2 separate regions of the Mus musculus genome follow, and region 2 is linked to region 1. The links are chromatin contacts, found by POLR2A ChIA-PET in ENCODE. All regions are on one chromosome and are shown on one strand. The core of a region is the stretch at or near the end of the contact, and the rest is flanking DNA. Distances in the headings are between cores, read along the strand shown. Region 1 holds the start of Stat3 (signal transducer and activator of transcription 3). Region 2 has its middle 4.2 kb from the start of Ezh1.

Region 1 (4,636 bases), core at 560-3,059:
TCTGGCCACCTAGGGCACTGGGCACACACTGGCACAGACGTGCATGCAGGCAAAACACTCATACACATAGAACAAAGATAAATAAAGTCTAAAACTAAAAAAAAATTAAAAGATCCCGCTTAGTGTTCTGGTCCGGCACATGCAATAATGAAACAAACATGTTTCCTCAAGGAACATAGACATTATTTAATATAAAAAGAGAAAAAATGGCTGGCTCAAATCCTAACAGTCTAATTCCACATTAAAAAGAAGATAGAAGTGATTTATTGCTTTAATATATTCACGTCCATGCTGCACCTACACTGACAGCCCAACATTCACAATGCATACACAAATAAGCACTGTAGTAAACAGCAGGTATAAACTACACACACTCTGAATAAGGAAACTGAATAAGCACTGACAGTACCCATACACACATCAATTGATACAACCGAGGGATGTGGACCAGGTATGAAAAAAGTGACTTGAGCAACAGTCTGGATTTTGCCAACTTACCAATTTATAGCCACACACCCCCCAACAGGTAAAGTTTACACACAGAACTCAGCCAAGGCCAGCCTGTCTTTGTTTCCCTAGCTTCTGCTTTTACACAAGAGCTTGGCTATGAGACAGAAAACTCCCACTCTTGATTGGCTCACCCTGGCCTGTGCAATTAAGCAACACCACGATCCAGTAAATGCAATGGCTCAATTATTTATCGTCTCGTCGAGTTTACCAGGTGTTTATGAGAGAACAATGTCAAAGAGGAAAGAGGTTTGTTGCTCTTTAGAGCTGGTTTGGCCAGGGATTTATTTTGAATTGGGAAAAAAAAAAGTGTTCTTAACAAGGTGGGGGAAATCATAGCTTAACACAGAAAGAGATGGGAGAGAATTTAGAAAGGATACAAGTTTGTCAATTTTCTATAGGAAATCTGATTCTTAAGAAAAAAATCTAGCCAGTCCCAGAGGCTGGGGGGGGGGGGGGAGGGGGAGGGGGAGGGGCGGAGAGGCAGGAGGAGAGACACAACAGTTCCCACCTCCTAAGTGGGTACAGCTGACTACAGAAGGAACGGGAGCAAGGCAAAGAAAGTGGCTAGGCAAGGAACGGCCAGGCCCAGCACAGGGGCAGGAAGGAGGCTCCTTCTAACGCCTCCACCCCAATGATCTCCACCTGAGTGGCAGTGGCTCTGGTGGCCCGAACGTCCCTAGCCTCCGGGAGCAGTCACAGGAGGGCCGCTTCTGTCAGTTCTGTTACCCTCAGCCTAGAATGTCCTCCCCCCCACGGTCCTACACCCCCCAGAACTCCCCACTCTCTCTCCGCATCTCCCCCTCGAAACTTACAGCGTCCCTTCCTTTCCCAGGCTGGTTCCTGTCATCCGGACGTCAGTGCCGCCGGGACGACCCTGTGTGTCTCCTCCTATCCTCCTGCCCCATGTAAGTGTCCATTCACAGCTCTAAGCACCCCCACAGCTGACGAACCGTGGGGTCCCCCATGCCGTCCCCCGTGCCGTCGGGGAGGTGGCCCCACCCTGCACCCCCTTCACCTGTCTCCGGGGCTGAGGCCCGACTGGCCGGCCTGCGCTGACTCCAGGCGCGAGCTGCTGGGCTCCCGAGGGCCGCCTGGCCTCTCCTAGCCGACGCGGTCAGGCGACACCGAGCGGGGTTGTACCTCAGCGATCCGGTTAGGGCTCGTTCCCTCCGCCGCGACGTCGGAACCCCAGGTTCCCCCTCCCTGTCTACACTGCAGCTCCGGAAACCGCTGAATTACAGCCCCTCCAGCCAATCCCCACCCAGCCGCCACTGGCCAAGACACGCCTCCATGCATAATTAAGGAATGGCCAGCTGGCTAGGCCACCCTGAGGCCTCCGGGCGAGCGCTGTACTTCCTAAGCCCCGCCCACTAACCAATGAAAAACGCCTCTAGGAGAGAAGGCGGGGTCGAGAGCTCTGGGCACACCTCCCTGAGTTGGCTGTTCTGAGAGCTTTGTGCTCCTCCCTCCGCGACCAAGGGACGCGCAGAGGCCTAGCTTACAAAAAAGCCCGGGGGGAGGGAGGAGACATTAGCGGAATGTCCTGCTGAAAACTCAGCTGAGTTCCTGGCAGTGCGTGACGTCAAGACACTTTAAATGCCCTGATACGGCTCGCTTCTGCCCGCTCTCCCTTTTCCCGGCCCTTGGCACCACGTGGGGGCGAGTTTGTGAGCTCCTTACCACGTGGGAATCAGCCACTTAGGCGGTCCCCAGGTGTCACCCCACTTAAGCATTTGGGTTTGTGGAGACATCAAAAAAGAACATGGGCAACTCCTGGCTGCTCTGAACTTCAGTTCTGCGTGATTATGGGCATACACCCGGAAATATGACGTGGAAATAGAGTAATTACTAGATTGCGTGGGGGAGAATAGTGGCTATAACCCGGTTCTCTGTTCCACCATTTCAAACCTGAATCTCAACAGCAAGGCTGATTGGTCAGCTCACAGAAATGCAGAGAGCCTATGCATGACAGCTGACACGAATACACAGTACTTGCCATTTCCACGTGTGTCTGAGTTCTTTTTTTTTTAAACTGTTATACTGGGTCTTGAAATTCTGAAAGATAGTTTTGACCAACTTGTTTCCATTAAAAGGTACTTATTTTAGGAGCTAGAGGGATGCCTAAGTTAAGGGGACTGCCAGGCTGATCCTGGTAAAAATTCAAGTTCAAGTTCCAGCATCCCACAAGATGGCTCTTAGCCATTTGTAACTCCACTCTGGGGTCTGGGGGGGGGGGGGGGATCTGAAGCCCTCCTCAGGCCTCTGCCCGCAGCAAAGACACACACCTTGTGCAGAAAAACGTGCAGACAAAATTAAATCACTTTTAATTAGGCACTTAATTTTAAGAACTGAAGCTAACACACACAGAGAGAAAGCCCATAAAATATTCTGATGATTTTAGGATTCATTGTTAACATTAACTAGTCTTTCACCATTAAACTTAAATGTCCAATTGAGACAAACCAGTTCTTCCACACTTTCCCACTACTGCTTAACTAGAGTGGCAGGAGTTAGGAGTAACATCCATTTAGTCTTTTGGGGGGGGTCTTGACGCTCTTGAAATTATCTGACCTATTTCACGTCTTGTATGTTGGGAGTACAGATTTTACTGAGTTGGAATCAGCAGTTCATGGTACGTGTATATGCTTGGCTTTCTGTCATAGAGAATGAACTCTGCGTACTGCAGTGATTTGTATGTATATGTGATGGTAGGGACTTACAAGTACACCTATTGGTGTTTGTATTGCTGGTGATTAGCACAAAGAGAGATAAAGATAAAAATCTAAAATCTACAAGGGGCTGTTACCTCTCCACAAAGATAATCCCCCAATGGTATATTTTAAAACACAGCTAATATACACAGTTCAGGAAACTTCAGGTTTTTGTTTTCTTACTAGTATCCTGTTTTCTTGAGACAGGATCTTAGGATCTCAGAGATTTTTTTCCAGCCTCTATCTCCTGAGTGAGCTGAGATTGAAAACATTCCTCCCACACCTGTGGAAGGCTGCAGATTTTTCTGTTTTTAAAGATTTGTTTATTTATATGAGTACACTGTAGCTATATACTTCAGACACACCAGAAGAGGGCGTCAGATGCCCACTACAGATGGTTGTGAGCCACAATATGGTAACTGGGAACTGAACTTAGGACCTCTGGAAGAGCAGTGCTCTTAACTACGGAGCCATCTCTCCAGCCATGTCTGTTTGTTTCTCGAGACAGGGTTTCTCTGTGTAGCTTTGGCTGACCTGAAACTCAGTTTGAAGACCAGTCTGGCTTCAAACTCTTAGAGATACACACCTGCCTCTTGCTGCCCAAGTGCTGGGATTAAAGACGTGTGCCACCACTGCCCAGCTAGGTTGAAATTTTTTTAATAAAAATCTTCACCTTCTTCCTCCATCAGTCTATTTCCCTAAAGATAGATATCGTTATTAATTTCTGGCGAGAAGAATCAATGACTCTCAACCTCTCCTGGGTCACAGATAGTCTGTGAGACTGACAGAGACTATGAATTCTAGGCCCCAGGAGAGAGACGGCCCAGGCTTTTACTCATGTCTACTTATGGTTTCCGAGATGCCTGAAACCTGTCCAAAGCCTGGAGATCGAGACCTCGAGTACCACTTCAGATCCATCTTTATGAGTGTGTAAGGTTTAGAATAGAGTCCGGAGCTTTGATCACTCTGCGCATGCTTCATCACTGAGCTACTTCCGCAGCTCCATACCTAGTTGCAAAGCAAGAAGCAAATGTAGGGTCATTAATGTTGAACTTAAGTCTCCCATTACCTGGGTGATCCACTCCAGCGTGAAAACTGTTATATATACACCTAGGGAGGGGTGGGGAAGAAGAACACAAGCATACATGAACACACACACACACACACACACACACACACGGAGCACAGCATTCATCTTCACAGCAGGATATTCCCAGATATTCCCCATATCTCCTAATTCTCTTTGAACTTGATGGCCCCTTTAGTCTACTAGCTCTCTGATAACATAATTTAGTATTTGTTTAATGATTCCTTGCTGACAAAGCACATATAACCATTATTCTTTTGTCAAAGTTTGGTTTAGTCAAGGTTTCTCTATGATACCCAGGCTAGCCTACAACCACATTCCTGACTCC
Region 2 (4,636 bases), core at 829-3,328, 290 kb after region 1:
ATGAGCTGGCTCAAAGTAAAGGTGCTTTCTGTGCAAGCCTGGTGACCTGGTGACCTAGGCTTAATCCCCACAATCTACACAAAAGTGAAAGGAGAAAAGCAACTCTACAAAGTTAATCCTGGGACCTCAAAAGTGGCCATGGCACTCCCACCCACCCACGCACACCCACTGCTGCTGCTGCTGCTAGTAGTAGTAATAATAATGATAATAATAAATTTAAGCCGGACGTGGTGGCACATTCCTTTAATCCCAACATTTGGGAGGCAGAGGCAGGTGTATTTCTGAGTTCGAGGCCAGCCTGGTCTACAAAGTGAGTTCCAGGACAGCCAGGGCTACACAGAGAAACCCTGTCTCAAAAAACCAAAAAAAAAAAATAATAATAATAATAATAATAATAATAATAATAAGTTTAAAAGCAAAAAAGCCATTTTATTGTTTTCCTCTTGTATCTATTTGTCCAATAACCAATTAACTTAAGTATTCCTTTATGCTGTTTTGGGTCTTTTTTCTTCTCTGTAACCTTGGCTGTCCTGGAGCTCACTCTGTAGACCAGACTAGCCTCAAATTCAGAGATCTGCCTTCCTCTTGCCTTCCAAGTACTGAGATTAAAGGTATGTGCCACCATTGCTCGGCATTCCCTTATAATGTTTAATCAATCTAAGGGACAGCCTGGGCTTTCGGCGTTGTAAAAACATTTGAAGTAATTATAGAATGTAGCCAAGTTTGAGACCCACTGCATTGCATTTATAATTAGTGAAGTGTTGCCAGAGACAGAATCTCTGAAGTGATAGAAATAAGATTGAGCCAAAGGTGCAAGAACACAGGCAGAGGTTTCCTGGATTTCAGTTCAGGAGCAGAAAGGTCTCAGCACTGACCAAAGAGATCAGACATTTTCCCCAACAAAGAGGAATAAGCTTCTATTGATTCACTGGGGTGGGCTAAAGGGCCAGCCTCACCTTGCCTGGAGAAGGTCAGGTGCTTGACCGGATACAACTGCGACAAAAACATGAGACTGAGGTCAAAGAAATCACACACCAAGCTTTTAACAGGGAGAATGCTGAGCTAGGGGCCCTAGCTTCTTTGCCTTCTATCCTCTTGTGGCAATACCTGACTTTCTCAAAATAATGTGTGTTATCTACAGAGAGGTTGAGAAGATCTGAATATCCGAGAGACATAGTGAGAGATTTGGGAACCACCAACAGGCTGATAACTGAAGCCAAGGGAGGGGACCCGGCCTTGGGAGGTGTGCCAAGTAACAGCGGGAGATGCAAAAAGAAAGACATTTGAGCTAGCAGAGGCAGCACGGCTACAGGGATGTTTCTGAAGTGGCAAGAAAGGGGGTTGAAACGATTCCTGGGGCTATGGAGGATGAGAGTTGGGGAGCTCACCAGAGTCCCACCTCGTCATTCATCCTAGCAGTCTTCCTCTTTCACCCCCAATCTTACCCCTCTGTTCCTCACAATAATTGGCATGGCACTAACCACAAGGTTAAGTAAGCCTCGTCAGTGAAGGTCTATCCTTGTCATTATCCTCCAGAAGAAGGTTTATGGGGCGAAATGTTGCTTGCCAGTGTGTTCCTTCTTCTTGGGCTGGGCTAGGTATCCTCCCGCACCCCAACCCCCCAGATCAGGCACTTTCTCAGCTGACAATGTTCTTCCAGATACCATCAGCCAGCCTTTGTTTGGCCAGCTCTTCTAAATCTCTCTCTCTCTTTTTTTTTTCTTTTGCAACCCTTTAGGTCTTTGTTGGGTGTGGGCTGGTTACAATGACATCTGCTGACCAGTGGTCAGCAGCTGGACCTTTGAAAAGCCAGCATCTCAGCCTCCTCTCTTGGCCCCACCCCCAGCCACCCTCTCCTCTCTGTCCCACTCCCAGGAAGCTGCAGAGAGAAAGGAATAGCTGTGCCTGCTTCTGGCTTCTCACTCTGCATCTTGCTCTTAAATTGGAGGCCTCTGGGGCCAGGAGAAACTGGACACAGTGTGCCGAGCACTCTAATAGGACTGGTTCTTTTTTTTTTTTTTTCTGAAAGTTCCCCTATTGCGGAAAAATAAAATTATGTGTTTAATTTCTGAAACCCAATGCCTCATTTGCCTTGGCAGCCATTCTGCCTGGCTTGGCTGAGAGTCTGGCAACACAAGTAGACTGATTAATACCAGCTCAACTTGCTCCCTGGAGGAAAGTGTTATTTACTTGACTATTTTCTTAAATCCTCTTTAATTGACTTGTATTTCAATATAATCATATTGGTTTTAACATGTTCTGTCTCTGACTACCGGCCCCAATGAGGCCCAGAAGAGCTCCCCACTCTGTACGCCTTCATTCCCTTCACAAAGCAAGATTTTGTTCAACCCAGTGATTAGAAATGGAAGATCACGTGCTCTACTCCTCCTGGGATGGGCAAATTCTAAGTGAACTTTCATCCCGTTAGTCCTGGATCCCTGGTAAAAAGGGAAAGAGATGAGGCTTCTCAGAAGGTCAACAGGGCTTTCCATATTCTCCTTTCCTCCCTTCCGATCTGAGATCCCTTCAGATAGCAACACCACCCCTATGTCCTGACCCTCCCTTGTGAAGCCCCCAGGGATATCAAATAGCAAGTGTTGGAGGGGGACACAGAGGGACTGTGGAAAGATTGGGCCCCAGATTTCCCCAACAGTGAAGTGTAAACACAGCTGTGGAGATGGGAGTGAGGCGTCCTCCCTCCCCCAGTTCCCACCCAGAAGCAGAGAAAGGCTGCCTGCAGCGAGCAACCAAACAGGAAAACAAAGCAAGGCGCAACCTAAACGCCCAGCAGGAAGGTCACCAGAAACTGGGGCTGCTGCCCAGGACGTGGTGTGACCAGTGGAAGAGTCAGACCCCTCCCTGAATGCTTAGGGGCCAATACAATTCCAAAGCCAGTGGAGGTCTGGACATGATGGAGCCTGGAACCGTGGCTTGATTCTGGAAGCCTCTCTGTTGCTGGACACTTTGTCCTCTGAGCTCGGAAAACTCACTTTCTGCCTTCGGTACTTAGCCTCTGGCCCCTAGTGGCTTAGGGATAGTAAGAATGCATTTGATTCAGCAAGCAAGAGCAAGCCCACAATAAACCCTTGTCCGGGGCAGTTAGAAACTTCAACGCTGAGCCTCCAAGCCAAAACATTAAACAGGACTTCCTCAGCCTTTGTTAATTACGAAATAAATAATTCCAGCAGGAGGAGCTTGCCTCTTCAGGAGATTGCTTGATGGGGAGGTTGTGTGGGTGGGTGAGGAAGGACGGGCACTGTGGTACTCTAAAAGCTCCAACCCCACTGCTAGGCTGATGCTATACCCATCTCCCTCTCCAAGTTCAGCTCAGTTACTGCAGGACCTTGATCTCTCGGGACACACCTTTGGCATACCCCACCCCCCACCCCCGGGCAGCAGCAGGGTAGTAGCTCTGGTCAGCTGGACAGTTAATGAGCTGTGCTTCCTTTCTGGCCATCGGGAGCCTCAACCGTAAAAGTGAAATTGCAGAGCTAGAGAAAACAGAAAGAACAGCGGCTGACAAACATTAAGCTCTCCTGCGCCCGCCCAGGCCTATGCGCAATACTTTCTTTACAGGGATCCTCTCACTTCACATCGAGTCAGGAATATTCTTCTCCTCCTTTTACAGTTGAACAATTGAGGGCTTACAAGATTCTAGAACTTTCCCTCAGGCTGTGCAGCCATCAACTATAGTGGCCAGGATTTGTATCTTCACTTGCTTCCTTAGCCCATGCTCTGAGATTCTCTGCTACCCCTCCCTCCTCTGAGGTCTTCTAACTCTGACATCATGATTCTGGATTCACTCCCTGGCTTGCTGCTCTTACCAGTGGCGCCAAAAACGGAATCTCTTAGGGGCTCCAGTCTGCTGGTCCAGAGGGAAATCGCTGAAAGTTAAGGGGGCTCCTCACTTCCTCTGTACTAAAGATGCCAATCAAAGCTAGACACTCCACAGACCCCCATATCAGCAGGGAACAGTCTCTGTGGAAGACAAACAAATCCTAGCCAGGCAGGAAAGGGGAGGTCCCTTGGCTGAGTGACTTCCCCTTTCTCTTTCCTGGTGTATCAGTTTATCAGGACACACACTCCCCCCACCCCCCACCCCACTCCACTCCCAAGGACTGTATTGGTTCTGTGTAACATTGTGGTTAGGATGGGTCATCCAGCTACAGATAGATCTCTTTCAGAACAAGCATAAACATCTATATTGTTTGTAAATGAACAAAAAATAAGACGCACAAGACAGGCATGGCAGTCCAGTGTCTGTAATTCCAGCATAGGAGTCTAGCAGGGCAGTGGTGGGACACACCTTTAGTCCCAGCGCTCATTAGGCAGAGGCAGGCAGATCTCTGAGTTGGAGGTCAGCCTGGTCTATATAGTAAGTTCCAGGACAACCAGAGCTACATAGTGAGACCTTGTATCAATCCCCTTCCCACCCCGTCCCCCACCCCCAAAAAGAGCACATAGTAAATCTTTCAGAGGACCAGAGTTCAGTTCCCAGAACCCACAATAGGTGGTTTACAACATCCTGTAACTCCAGCTCCTGGGATCTGACTTCCTCTCTGGCCTCCCTAGGCACTTGTGCTCACATGGGGACACACACACACACACACACACACACCCTTCACATTTATTTATA

Evidence for each region. ChIA-PET counts read pairs that join two places held with the same protein, here RNA polymerase II (POLR2A).
Region 2: POLR2A ChIA-PET joins it to region 1 with 17 read pairs in Patski. The contact joins the enhancer-like site here to the promoter of Stat3 in region 1. POLR2A ChIA-PET finds 5 or more read pairs at or near these places in 2 of 5 experiments (Patski and embryonic stem cell).

The regions. Positions count from the first base shown.
Region 1 is chr11:100,937,731-100,942,366 of GRCm38, forward strand. It overlaps Stat3 (signal transducer and activator of transcription 3), which reads right to left and starts at 1,810. Exons shown (of 24, transcript NM_213659.3): 1 at 1,526-1,810. It overlaps Gm46295 (a long non-coding RNA gene), which reads left to right and starts at 608. Exons shown (of 2, transcript XR_001780333.2): 1 at 608-756; 2 at 1,343-2,512.
Region 2 is chr11:101,228,331-101,232,966 of GRCm38, forward strand. No RefSeq gene overlaps it. Among named protein-coding and RNA genes, the nearest start is that of Ezh1, 4.2 kb to the left of the region's middle. Within about 2 kb of position 2,079, at least 3 of the 3 ENCODE cell types and tissues checked have a DNase peak (open chromatin) inside an H3K27ac peak, as active enhancers do.